2 separate regions of the Homo sapiens genome follow, and region 2 is linked to region 1. A link is an interaction called in ENCODE POLR2A ChIA-PET data of the cell type or tissue named here. Cell type or tissue: GM12878. All regions are shown on one strand. Each heading gives the region's core, and the rest is flanking DNA. Links, peaks and the distances in the headings are about the cores only.

Region 1 (5,385 bases), core at 174-5,173:
GCTGTATTTAATTGGTGTGCTGGGATGGAAGGTCTAGGACAGCCTTGTTTACAAGTCTCAGTGTCAGTGCTCTCCACATGCCTTCTCTGTCTTCCACATGCTTCTCTCCACATGGCTGGCTTAGGCTCCCTCAGCATGGTGGTCTCAGAATACTGATTTGTTACTTGGCAGCTTGGATCCAAACTCCATTGTGTGAGTTCTCCTCAAGACACTGTTTGCATCATGCTTTCTGTTGTCCTATTAGCCAAAGTTAGTCACATGGCCAAGCTCACAGTCAATATGGGAGGGGAATATTGAAAGACACTTTCACAATGGGGTTGGAGAGATAGGAATCAATAATGTTTCCAATATTTTTCATCCATGCAACTAGAAGGATGGTGTTACCGTTAATGGAGAAAAAAAGGAAAACTACAGGAGAAACAAGTTTTGGGGCAAAGATCAAGAATTAGTTTTTGTACATGTTAAGTATGAGATATCTACTAAACATCCAAATGGATATAGATGTTTGATATTTAAGAGAGAGATCTGGGCTGTCTTAAAAGTTTTGAATCGGCCGGGCACGGTGGCTCAAGCCTGTAATCCCAGCACTTTGGGAGGCCGAGGCAGGTGGATCACTCGAGGTCAGGAGTTCGAGACCAGCCTGACCAATATGGTGAAATCCTGTCTCTACTAAAAATACAAAAATTAGCCGGGTGTGGTGGCGGGTGCCTGTAGTCCTAGCTATTCGGGAGGTTGAGACAGGAGAATTGCTTGAACCCGGGAGGCGGCAGTTGCAGTGAGCCAAGATCATGCCACTGCACTCCAGCCTGGGCGACAGAGTGAGACTCCGTCTCAAAAAAAAAAAAAAAAAAAAAAGTTGTGAATCATCAGCAAGTATCACAATTGAAACTGTGAGATCACCAAGTGCATGAGTGTGGATAGAGAAGGGGACCAAGGACTCACCCATCGATGGAGCACTCCCAAGTGAAGAGATAGGAGAGAAAGGAAGTAGCTGGTGAGATAGGGTAGAAAACAAGAAAGCGTTAGTGTGCTGGAAGCCAAGGGGGAGATGTGGATCCAGCATGGAGTGATAAAATTTGTAACAAATTTCTGATACTCCAAGTAAATTAGGACTTGCAATTAACAATTCGATTTTGTGGAGATGAATGATGACCTTTTCATGTACAGTTTAGTAGACTAGTGGGGTGTGCCGGGAGGGACGGAAAGTCCTGACTAGGGTGGGTTGAGAAGAGCAAGAAGTGCCTGACATCTGGGAACTAATCTAACACAAGTAAGCCTCAATGCTATTACAGATTGATATGACGCTTTCGGCAAACTATGCTTTTCTTCTGTTTTTCACATAACATACACTTCAGACAAGTTGGTTACTGTCCAACTCAAAACACCAAACCTCCCTCTTGCTAAACGAGTGACTTACTTTATCAGTTTCACCTTTATCCCTCCTTTAGTCTGCCATCCTTATAGATAAGATTTCAGATCCTAGAATTGCCCTGGTTTTCTGAGAGCACCCAATTCAGAACCCCTACTTACTTAGACCCTCCCCCAAATTACCCAACAAAAGCCAAGATCCTATAATCACCATCTTACTGAATCACCCCACACTTCTCCCTTGTTGCCATGAGTAATAAACTAAACGTATTTGACAACAGGTGTGGGGGTTTTCTGGTTTTTTTTGTTTGTTGTTTTGTTTTGTTTTGGTCTATGGCTGAAGGGCATTGTCAGGGTTAAGAGATGGGAGGGAGGGGAAACTTGAGCTTAGGCAAAAGGGGATGGGCTTTTGCTACACAGGGGAACAGAGAAATAGAATGGCAGCCTGTGAGGAAACTAGGTCGAAGTTTTTAAGATAAATAACAGCATGTTTGTGTGTTGAACGGAAAAATCAAGAAGGGAGAAAAATGGATCCTTTAGTAGAGAGCTGGGGGATGACACGTGGAGGGTACAGGATCCAGTGCTTTAGGCAGGGTTGGCTTCAGGTAGGAAGGAGCATAAACCGTTCGCCTACGTGGTCTGGCGGGTGAGATCCTGGAATGTGTCTGGCTGTGGTGGTCCGAGTGGGCGAGGACATTCTGCTGACTTCACAGTTCTCAGTGCAAAGGGGAGAAGGCGGAAACCTTTCCTCCCTCACATATCCAATTGCCTATCCTAATTTTCATATCTCAGTTGTTTTGTACGTCTTTAAAGAGCCTTTACTAGAATCTTAATTTCCTAGTATCCATCCCCAAGAAGAATGGAAGAAAACTTGATGTATGCACTGGTGGTATAAATCTCACTACAAAAAGAACTATTTTTCACTATATATTTCTTCAGGGATAGACTCCATATTGAGAATAGGAAAAAGGACAGAGAGAGAGAGAGAGGAAGAGAAACAGAGAAGGATAAATTGGTTCTTTTTCTTCGGAGTCCTCAGGTGCCTCTGAATGTTTTTACATCCGGTCTCTTAAATTTTAGAAGAGCAGCCAAAATGTGGGGCTCATAGGTTTGTTAAGATAACAATTAAAACTGCCCTCTACCACTAACTATCCAAGTATGCACAGTAACACAAAAAACTAGTCTTTAACAGTGGGCATTTGGTTTCCTCTGTGTTTTAAGGAGAACACGGGGAGGACGTGTGATTTCAATTGCGCAAACACAGTTTGTGACCTGTTTCGTTTACAAAAGGTTAACTTTTTACTGGAGAATCTGGTTAATATTGAAAGTGTTTAAATTAATTCTGCTTGAGAACTCTGTAGTTTAAGTGCTTTAGTGAAAGCGTTTAAGTTTCAGGAAAAAAGTTACAACCCGCGCCCAACGTGGGGCTCGAACCCACGACCCTGGGATTAAGAGTCCCATGCTCTACCGACTGAGCTAGCCGGGCGCCTGTTACGTTAGCCTGCTTTTTTACTTCTTGAGGACTGTTTAACTACATGGTTTTATATTCTCCGCGTAGTTTCTTTTCTAAAAAAATTTATAACGTACTATTAGATCGGCACTTCAGAATTATTTTTCAGAGCGTTCTAAATATTTAATTGTACTTAGATTTAAGAATGTTTGTATATGTATCCAAAGATCATTGAAAACTTATGCGAATCTTTATCATTACAGAGTCATTGAATCTTTTTAACAAAGTGTTTAAAAATATTTACCAACCAATATGTTTTGTTTACATAAACACATATCAAGGCCATCCAACTTCCATCAAATGGCATTCCGGATTCCTACATGTTTGGGCTCCGCATTTAGAAACAAAGTCCAATCTCTGAGGGGTTAGTTTCCCTGAACAACCGCGGGGCTTAGCTATTTTCTTTAGCATGGTCTGATGAAGGAGAGTTAAATTCAGAAAAGGGGGGCTTCGAGTCAATTAATATAAGGTCTCTTTAGCGTAATTGTCTGACAATGAGAGATAGGACGTTTGGAGGGTGCTATTATTCTCCTCAAGTGACAGGAGCTGGGAGGAAAGAATTATAGTCTCTGAATCTAATGGTAAAGAATGTGAACTCTAACAGGCAAAGGGTCAGAAACCCGATTTTAATCAAATTACCATAGGAGATACTGGAATAATGTCATATGGAAATACATATACTCTGAAATGATGGTGAACCTTTCTAGATAAGAAATTCTGTCCGGGCGCGGGATGCCTGTAATCCCAACACTTTGGGAGGCCAAGGCAGGTGGATCACGAGGTCAGGAGTTCGAGACCAGCCTGGCCAAAATAGTGACCCCCCCCCACCCCCACCCCCCCGTCCCCAACTACCGTCTCTACTAAAAATACAAAAACTTAGCCGATCATGGTGGCCGGCACCTGTAATCCCAGCTACTCGGGAGGCTGAGGCAGAAGAGTCGCTTGAACCCGGGAGGCGGAGGTTGCAGTGAGCCAATATCACGCCATTGTACTACAGCCTGGGCGACAGTGCGAGACTCCATATCAAAAAAAAAAAAAAAAAAAGAAAAAGAAATTCTTCTAATTTCTGTGATAATGGAGAGGGGTGTGGTGTTTATACTACTACTTAGCAGTGCAAGTTAAAGACCAATTTGTAAACCTGAAAATAACAAAGAATTCTTAGGATAGTATCCCCAAAGCACAGTATTTGGAAGCTAGAAACATTGGGCATCACATTTCCTGAGGTATTCAATTTAAAAATAACATATGTCATAAAATAGTATACATTTAGAGTTGTCTTGCTCTGTCGCCCAGGCTGGAGTGCAGTGGCATGAGGCTCACTACAACCTCCGCCTCCCGGGTTCAAGCAATTCTCCTGCCTCAGCCTCCCAAGTAGCTGGGACTACAGGCACCCGCCATCATGTCTGGCTAATTTTTGTAGAGACGGGATTCACCATGTTGGCCAGGCTGGTCTTGAACTCCTGACCTCAGATGATCCACCCGCCTAGGACTCCCAAAGGACTGGGATTACAGACATGGGCCACCACGCCTGGCCTTTTTTTCTTTTTTCTTTTGAGAGGGAGTCTCGCTGGGCTGGAGTGCAGTGGCGTGATCTCAGCTCACGGCAACCTCTGCCTCCCGGGTTCAAGCAATTCTCCTGCCTCAGCCTCAGCCTCAGCCTCCGGAGTAGCTGGGACTACAGGCATGCAACACCACGCCCAGCTAATTTTTGTATTTTTAGTAGAGACAGGGTTTCACCATGTTGGTCAGGCTGGTCTCAAACTCCTGACATCAGGTGATCCGCCTGCCTTGGCCTCCCAAAGTGCTGGGATTATAGGCGTGAGCCACCGCGCCCGGCCGAAAGAACCCCCAAATTCTTAATTATTAATAAATATTGAGTGCACTAGGCACTCAAATAGTGTTTATCACACACAAGTAATGATGTTAATTAAAAGATTAACTGATACCTAAACAAGTTTTGAGTACTTACGGTTTACCTCCAAGGCCAAACCTTCTGCAACTATTAACCTTTAGCTTTCTTCAACACTTTCTTGGACTATCTTGGTCTAAATCCGAACTCCCCAGGAAAGAACTGCAACTAGAGGCCAGGTGCAGTGGCTCACGCCTGTAATCCCAGCACTTTGGAAGGCCAAGGAGGGTGAATCACCTGAGGTCAGGAGTGTGAGATCAGCCTGGCCAACATGGTGAAACTCGGTCTCTACTAAAAATACAAAAACTAGCCTGGCATGGTGGTGCACACCTGTAATCCCAGCTACGCGGGCAGTTGAGGCAGAAGAATCGCTTGAACCCCGGGGGTCAGAGGTTGCAGTGAGCAGAGATCATGCCACTGCACTCCAGCCTGGGTGACAGAGCAAGATTCAGTCTCAAAAAAAAAAAAAAAAAACCACTTACAACTAGAATGTTTTAACGAGGGTTAGGTAAATTAAGTGGCTAGTCTTCCAAGTCATTCAAGTCCTTTTATCTATCGGTTTGTTCAAGAATAAAAACATCAATTGTAATGCTTCATT
Region 2 (5,385 bases), core at 115-5,114, 970 kb after region 1:
ATTTGCACTGAAAAAAATCTTGTGAACAATCTTTAATATAACACAGAATAATGATTTTAAACAGCCTCTCCCCTGCTATGACTAGTAAAGTTGTGGACTAAAAATATTCAAACATATTTTTCTCATTAATGATGAGTTCCATATTATTTTATGAACTTCTGAAAGATAAATTTTAAGAAATATAAAACACTCCTTTTATTTTCTGATTTAGCCATTCCTCCTTAATTCTTATTTTAAGTGAAATATGTGATTGCTAGATTCACATTTTGTAACTTTCTTTATGTAGGTTTCATTTTTTAATGGGGCTGATTCTAAATGGATAAAACTTTGATACATAGTTTCTAAGATAAAACATCATTAATTTTTACCATGACTGGTAGCTGCTATTGGCTTGCATTTACTGAGGTTCTCATGTTTCTACTATTTAGGCTTAAAAATATATGACAAAGTATGTGATCATAATAATGCCATAATTCATTTAGTATAGTCATCTGGTCGGGAGTTATAAACTTTTTTGAAGTCAGACTTGTTTGTTTGTTTTTTTAAATAGTATTAAATGAGAATTTCTTATACTATCAGTTGTCACAAGGTGAACAAATATAAGTAATTAAGTCAAAGTTTTGAAGCACATATTATGGCTTATGCTGTTGAAAACTCTCCAGTGTTTTAGCATAATGTCCGAGTCAAGTTAGAACACAGGTCTCTGCTAATTGTCATATCTTAGATGATTGCCTGATAAAGATGATTGTCTGGCGTAGCTTGGAGTACCAATACAGGAGACATGTTCTTCCCCCACTTCCTATTCCTTCCACTGCCATGCTAGACAATGCTTATCAAAGGTGACATTCTTTCCTACCCAGCTTGGACATGCCTCATAATCCTGCCCAAGCAGCATTCTAATAGCCACAGCTAGTAAACAAGGGATCTAACTAGTTTGTCAGTGTAGGTAGTAGAATCTTTAAATTTTTTTTTAAAGGCCATTGTTAGTATTTTTAAGAGATCAATTTACATCATTTATTTCAGATGGAATATTGTTTATTTCTCTGTCGCAGTGGCTCCCAATCTTTTAGAATGTTCCTTTTTAATAAAAAAGAATCAGATTCTCACATGACCTTGAATTTCTTTAACACTTTAAATGAATTTTACTTTTATCAATCGCAGCATATAAATTCATTGGAAAAATAGGCATGTGTATATGTATCAGACATTCACATGCTTATGAATGAAGGACCCCTTGTAATACTTCTGCCCCTGCCCCCCATTCCACACACCACCCCCTCCCCAGGAGTAGGGATTAGAAATCGTTAGTCTTTCCATTTTGTCTTCTGTGGTTTCAGTTAAAGTTCTAAAGACGTATTTTACTAAAAGTGGAATTGACTTTTTGTATTCAGGGGAACTTGTCAGTGGTTTTCATATTATGTGCCGTGGAGTCCCAGGATTCCAGAAGATGCCTCAAGGGAGACCCCTCCCTTCCCCCGTATCCCTTCCAGCTTTAAGCAGCCTGTCTGCTTTAAGCTCTTATATATATTGAGATTCTCCATGAGATTTCATTTGTATAAATGATTTCACAGCTTACCAAAAAAAAAAAAAAAAAAAAAAGGAAAGAGAAAACCACTGATAATCCCACCTTGTTTCACACATGATTAAATGCAATGCCCAGAGTATTTTGGGGTTATCCTGTTAGTTAATGTTGAAGCCAGGTTGAGGACTCTGATTGTCTGACTTGCAGGCCACTATCCCTCTACCCACTGCTATTCCTAAAACTAAAGGAGGATGTAAACTGACACCACCACCAGCTGTGAGTGCAGCACATACTTATATGGAAAGAAAAATTGTTTACATTGTAATACCAGGGGACTCAAATCTGTTTCAGCCCTTAAATAAAGGGTTGCAGGGTATACGTATATGTAAATGCTTGTCTTGCCTATGTGTGGCCTTCTCTCACTATTTACGGTGGGTGGAGGGAAGGTGAAGCTTACTTTTATAAATTTTATTTTAAAACACAGAAGAGCTGATGCTGCAGTCGGAAGACAGTTTATTTTTCTCCCAGAGCTGGACCCCTTCCCTGTTGTGTTTGTGACATACTTTGCCTTGTCCTGATTTTAAGCATTGGGCAAGCAGAATCTGCCATCTTTCCTGGATTTCACCATCTATCAAAGGGCAACCTCAGAGCTTGTTTCTCAGCAGTGGTCACCTATTTCCATTATTAAATCAACTTGCTACCAAGATATCAGGCAGATATCACACTTAACGTACCTGGTTTGATTTGGCCTGCCTTTTTTCATCTGAGGCGTTAGCACAAAGCTAAATTTCCCTTTGAAGTTCACTGTGATTCCGAGGATCTTTGCTTCAGTTTACTTTGGAAGATTGGGGCTGTAGCTGATTCAAGATAACTGGAGCAGGTGTCTGGTGACAGTTTGCAAAGGGTGCTGTGTAGACCTAAGTTCTGTGCCTGGCATGAGAAACCTCTTTGTCTTTCTTGTATACGTTGGTTTAAGTTCATGTGGATCACTATGAGGGATGTTAAATGTTTTGCATTTAGATTCTTCCAAGTTGGCAGGTGCAAGGCAGGCCTGGCTGCTACCACAGACCCCTGACGTGCTTCTTTCTTCCTTGCTCTCCTCAGGAAGGTCATCCTATTTGAAGAGATACTTTTCTGTTAACTGTGGAAAAGCCAGATGTCTCACTTTAGGCAATAGTTTCAACTTCGTTTCTTCCCATGTAGTTTGACAGATCGACCTCAACCCTGACCCAGACAACTACTAATCTGCTTTCTGTCTGTATGGATCAACCAGTTCTGGACATTTAATATAAATGAAGTCATGTAATATGTGGTCTTTTTTGATTGACGTCTCTCATCTAGTTTAATGTTTTCCAAAGGTTCATCCATGTCATGGCATGTATTGGTACTTCATTCTTTTTTATTGCAAAATAATATTCTGTTTTATAGATATACCACATTTTTTTTTATTCATGGACATTTGGGTTGTTTCTACTCTTCAGCTATCATGAATAATGCTGCCGTCAACATTTGTGTTTAAGTATTTGTGCGAACATGCGTTTTCACTTCTCTTGAGTAAATACCTAAGTATGGAGTTGCTGGGTCATATAGAGACTTGGTGTTTAACAATTTGAGGAAATGCCAAATGGTTTTCTAAAGTGACTGCACTATTTTATATTTCCACCAGCAATGAGTGAAAGTTCAGGTTTCTCCATATCTCATGTGTTTTTTAAACACTGTATTCTGTTGTGTTTATAAAATGTTTCCTCTTGTCTTCATAGATGAGGGAGTCAGGGACCTGAATGATAATTTTGGAGGAAATGAAACAGATGAAAGTGAAATAAATTATTTTCATATTGGCTCAGTGTAGCTGTGGAAACCTTTCAGCCCTGAGCCTACAAACCTTCCTGTTTGACTGGATATGACATTACCAGGAGTTTTACTTTCCTGCCTTTATTGTCCCTGGAGAGAAAAAAGAAATATGTCTTTTCCACAGCTAGACATGGAAGGTTCAAACAAATATAAAGGACCCCTGAGTTATTAACAATTCCATGGGAACATGTGCTTGGTGTATGCCCAGAATAGTTCCTTTCAAATGATTCTCTTGGTGCTTCTGCACTGTTCTTCACCAGAGTGTAACATAAGAGCTGAATCAAGGCTTGTTCAGTCAGTGTTTGGAAAAGAAGTGGTGGCTGGATGCTGGTCAGCTGGCTTGGGCTGTTGGCAAGCTTGCCACCGACCATGCTTTCTGCAGGCGGCAGCCGCTGCAGGCTTGTTAAAGGCCTGCACCAGGCCGAAGTGTTTGCATTTGCCCTGTCGGAGCTCAGGATAACAAGGCCTTTCATAATCCACCACAGTAGTAAGCAGGCAAGTCCGGTGGCTCTGGAAATGTCCCAGTACACCAGCCAAAGGCAAAATCCCAGCTCCTTTGCCCTGTGTGACAGCCGCGGGGAGTAGGCTAGGGTGGGGGTTGAGGTAGATAAGGAAGGAAACACCAAGGAATGTCATTTTTGTTACATAAATTGATAACTCCAAGTGCCTTCTCGCTACAATTGATTGCTTTGGGTCATATATTGACAGTAAGCAATTTGATTATTTGCCTGCTGAAATGACACTATAGCATGAGAGGTCAGCCTCTTAGGACAGCCTTTCTCACGTTCCTCTCATTTTTATTCTTGCTGAGCGGGACCATATGAATGACAGGCTTGTTTGCGAGGGTAGATTTCCATTCCATTCATGCACCTTGCAGACCCAGTCACTCTTCTTGTGGGTGGAGTTTGCTACACACAGGTGGAGTCTAGAAGGTGAGGTCCCCAGGGCCTCCCAGCCCTGTTTGAGCTGATTTTCTCTTCCTTGAGTCTTGTCCAGCCATACCTCCTCTGACTTCCCAGGGTCCCTCCCTAAAATGCCTTACTCACATGAGGAGAGGACCCTGCATTCTGACCTCCTCTCCATTAATGCTGCCTGTCTCAGGCACAGTTTTTCAATGTACTGTGTTATTTCTGTATTTCTGTCAAGTCAATATCATGCTTTTATTAAAATGACTTTGAGTGTGTGTGTGTGATATTTTTGGACAGCTGCCTGTTTATTATACTCATGCACATTGTCTGTATTTCATAGAGTAGGCAAAAAAAGGATTTTAATCAATTGCAAGAGTCAATTTCAGGCAGGACGCAGTGGCTCATGCCTGTAATACCAGCACTTTGGGAGGCCGAGGCAGGTGAATCACTGGAAGTCAGGAGTTCGAGACCAGCCTGGCCAACATGGTGAAAGCTCTTCTCTACTAAAAGTACAAAAACTAGTTGCTCGTGGTGGCATGTGCCTGTAATCCCAGGTATTTGGGAGGCTGAGGCCGGAGAATAGCTTGAACTGGGAGGCAGAGGTTGCAGTGAGCTGATATTGCACCACTACACTCCAGCCTGAGGGAGAGAGCGAGACTCTGTCTCAAAAGAAAAAAAAAAAAGTCAATTTCATATCACCATGAAGTATTGGAATTCTTTAAGATTAGAGTAACACTTGATGTGTTTCCTGTTGACTAACCGTTTGTGTGATTTCTGTAGTAATTAAGGTGTTTGGCTTAGTTACCTCAATTGGAACTATAAAGAATTGAATTTTAAGTATATACTATGTGTATGTCTATATAGTTTTTTTTTTTTTACTTGTTTGTAGCCCAGCGATGCTTGAAAGTTGAGAGACAATACCTCCCCAAACACCCCAATATAGGAGTTTCCAGCAGTTTTTAGTTTTTTAAAACAGATATTTGATCCACGTTTGTTTGTCTTGCATTGTGTTTGACCTGGTCTTGGGAGAAAAAGAAACTGTCTGAAATGGGCTGGTTTTCATGGAGGCAGGGGTGAGGTAGGGTAACCTGGCTCTTCCTAGTC

Evidence for each region. ChIA-PET counts read pairs that join two places held together with the same protein. Peaks named below come from ENCODE experiments on the same cell type or tissue, not always from the same donor. Only the 100,000 strongest peaks of a DNase experiment are listed, where the experiment ranks them.
Region 2: POLR2A ChIA-PET joins it to region 1 with 6 read pairs; 1 of 35 experiments calls an interaction of 5 or more read pairs at or near these places.

The regions. Positions count from the first base shown.
Region 1 is chr14:58,237,114-58,242,498 of GRCh38, forward strand. It overlaps TRK-CTT1-1 (tRNA-Lys (anticodon CTT) 1-1), which reads right to left and starts at 2,854; the gene lies at 2,782-2,854. RefSeq lists enhancers at 1,538-1,597, 1,608-1,697, 1,788-1,837. In GM12878, for the core only: no CTCF peak of the experiment used is centred there; DNase peaks (open chromatin) are centred at 2,908, 3,194 and 3,374; H3K4me3 peaks cover 2,114 bases; H3K27ac peaks cover 1,375 bases.
Region 2 is chr14:59,211,773-59,217,157 of GRCh38, forward strand. All of the region lies in intron 1 of DAAM1 (dishevelled associated activator of morphogenesis 1), which reads left to right. Among named protein-coding and RNA genes, the nearest start is that of DAAM1, 26 kb to the left of the region's middle. In GM12878, for the core only: no CTCF peak of the experiment used is centred there; a DNase peak (open chromatin) is centred at 3,169; H3K4me3 peaks cover 860 bases; H3K27ac peaks cover 863 bases.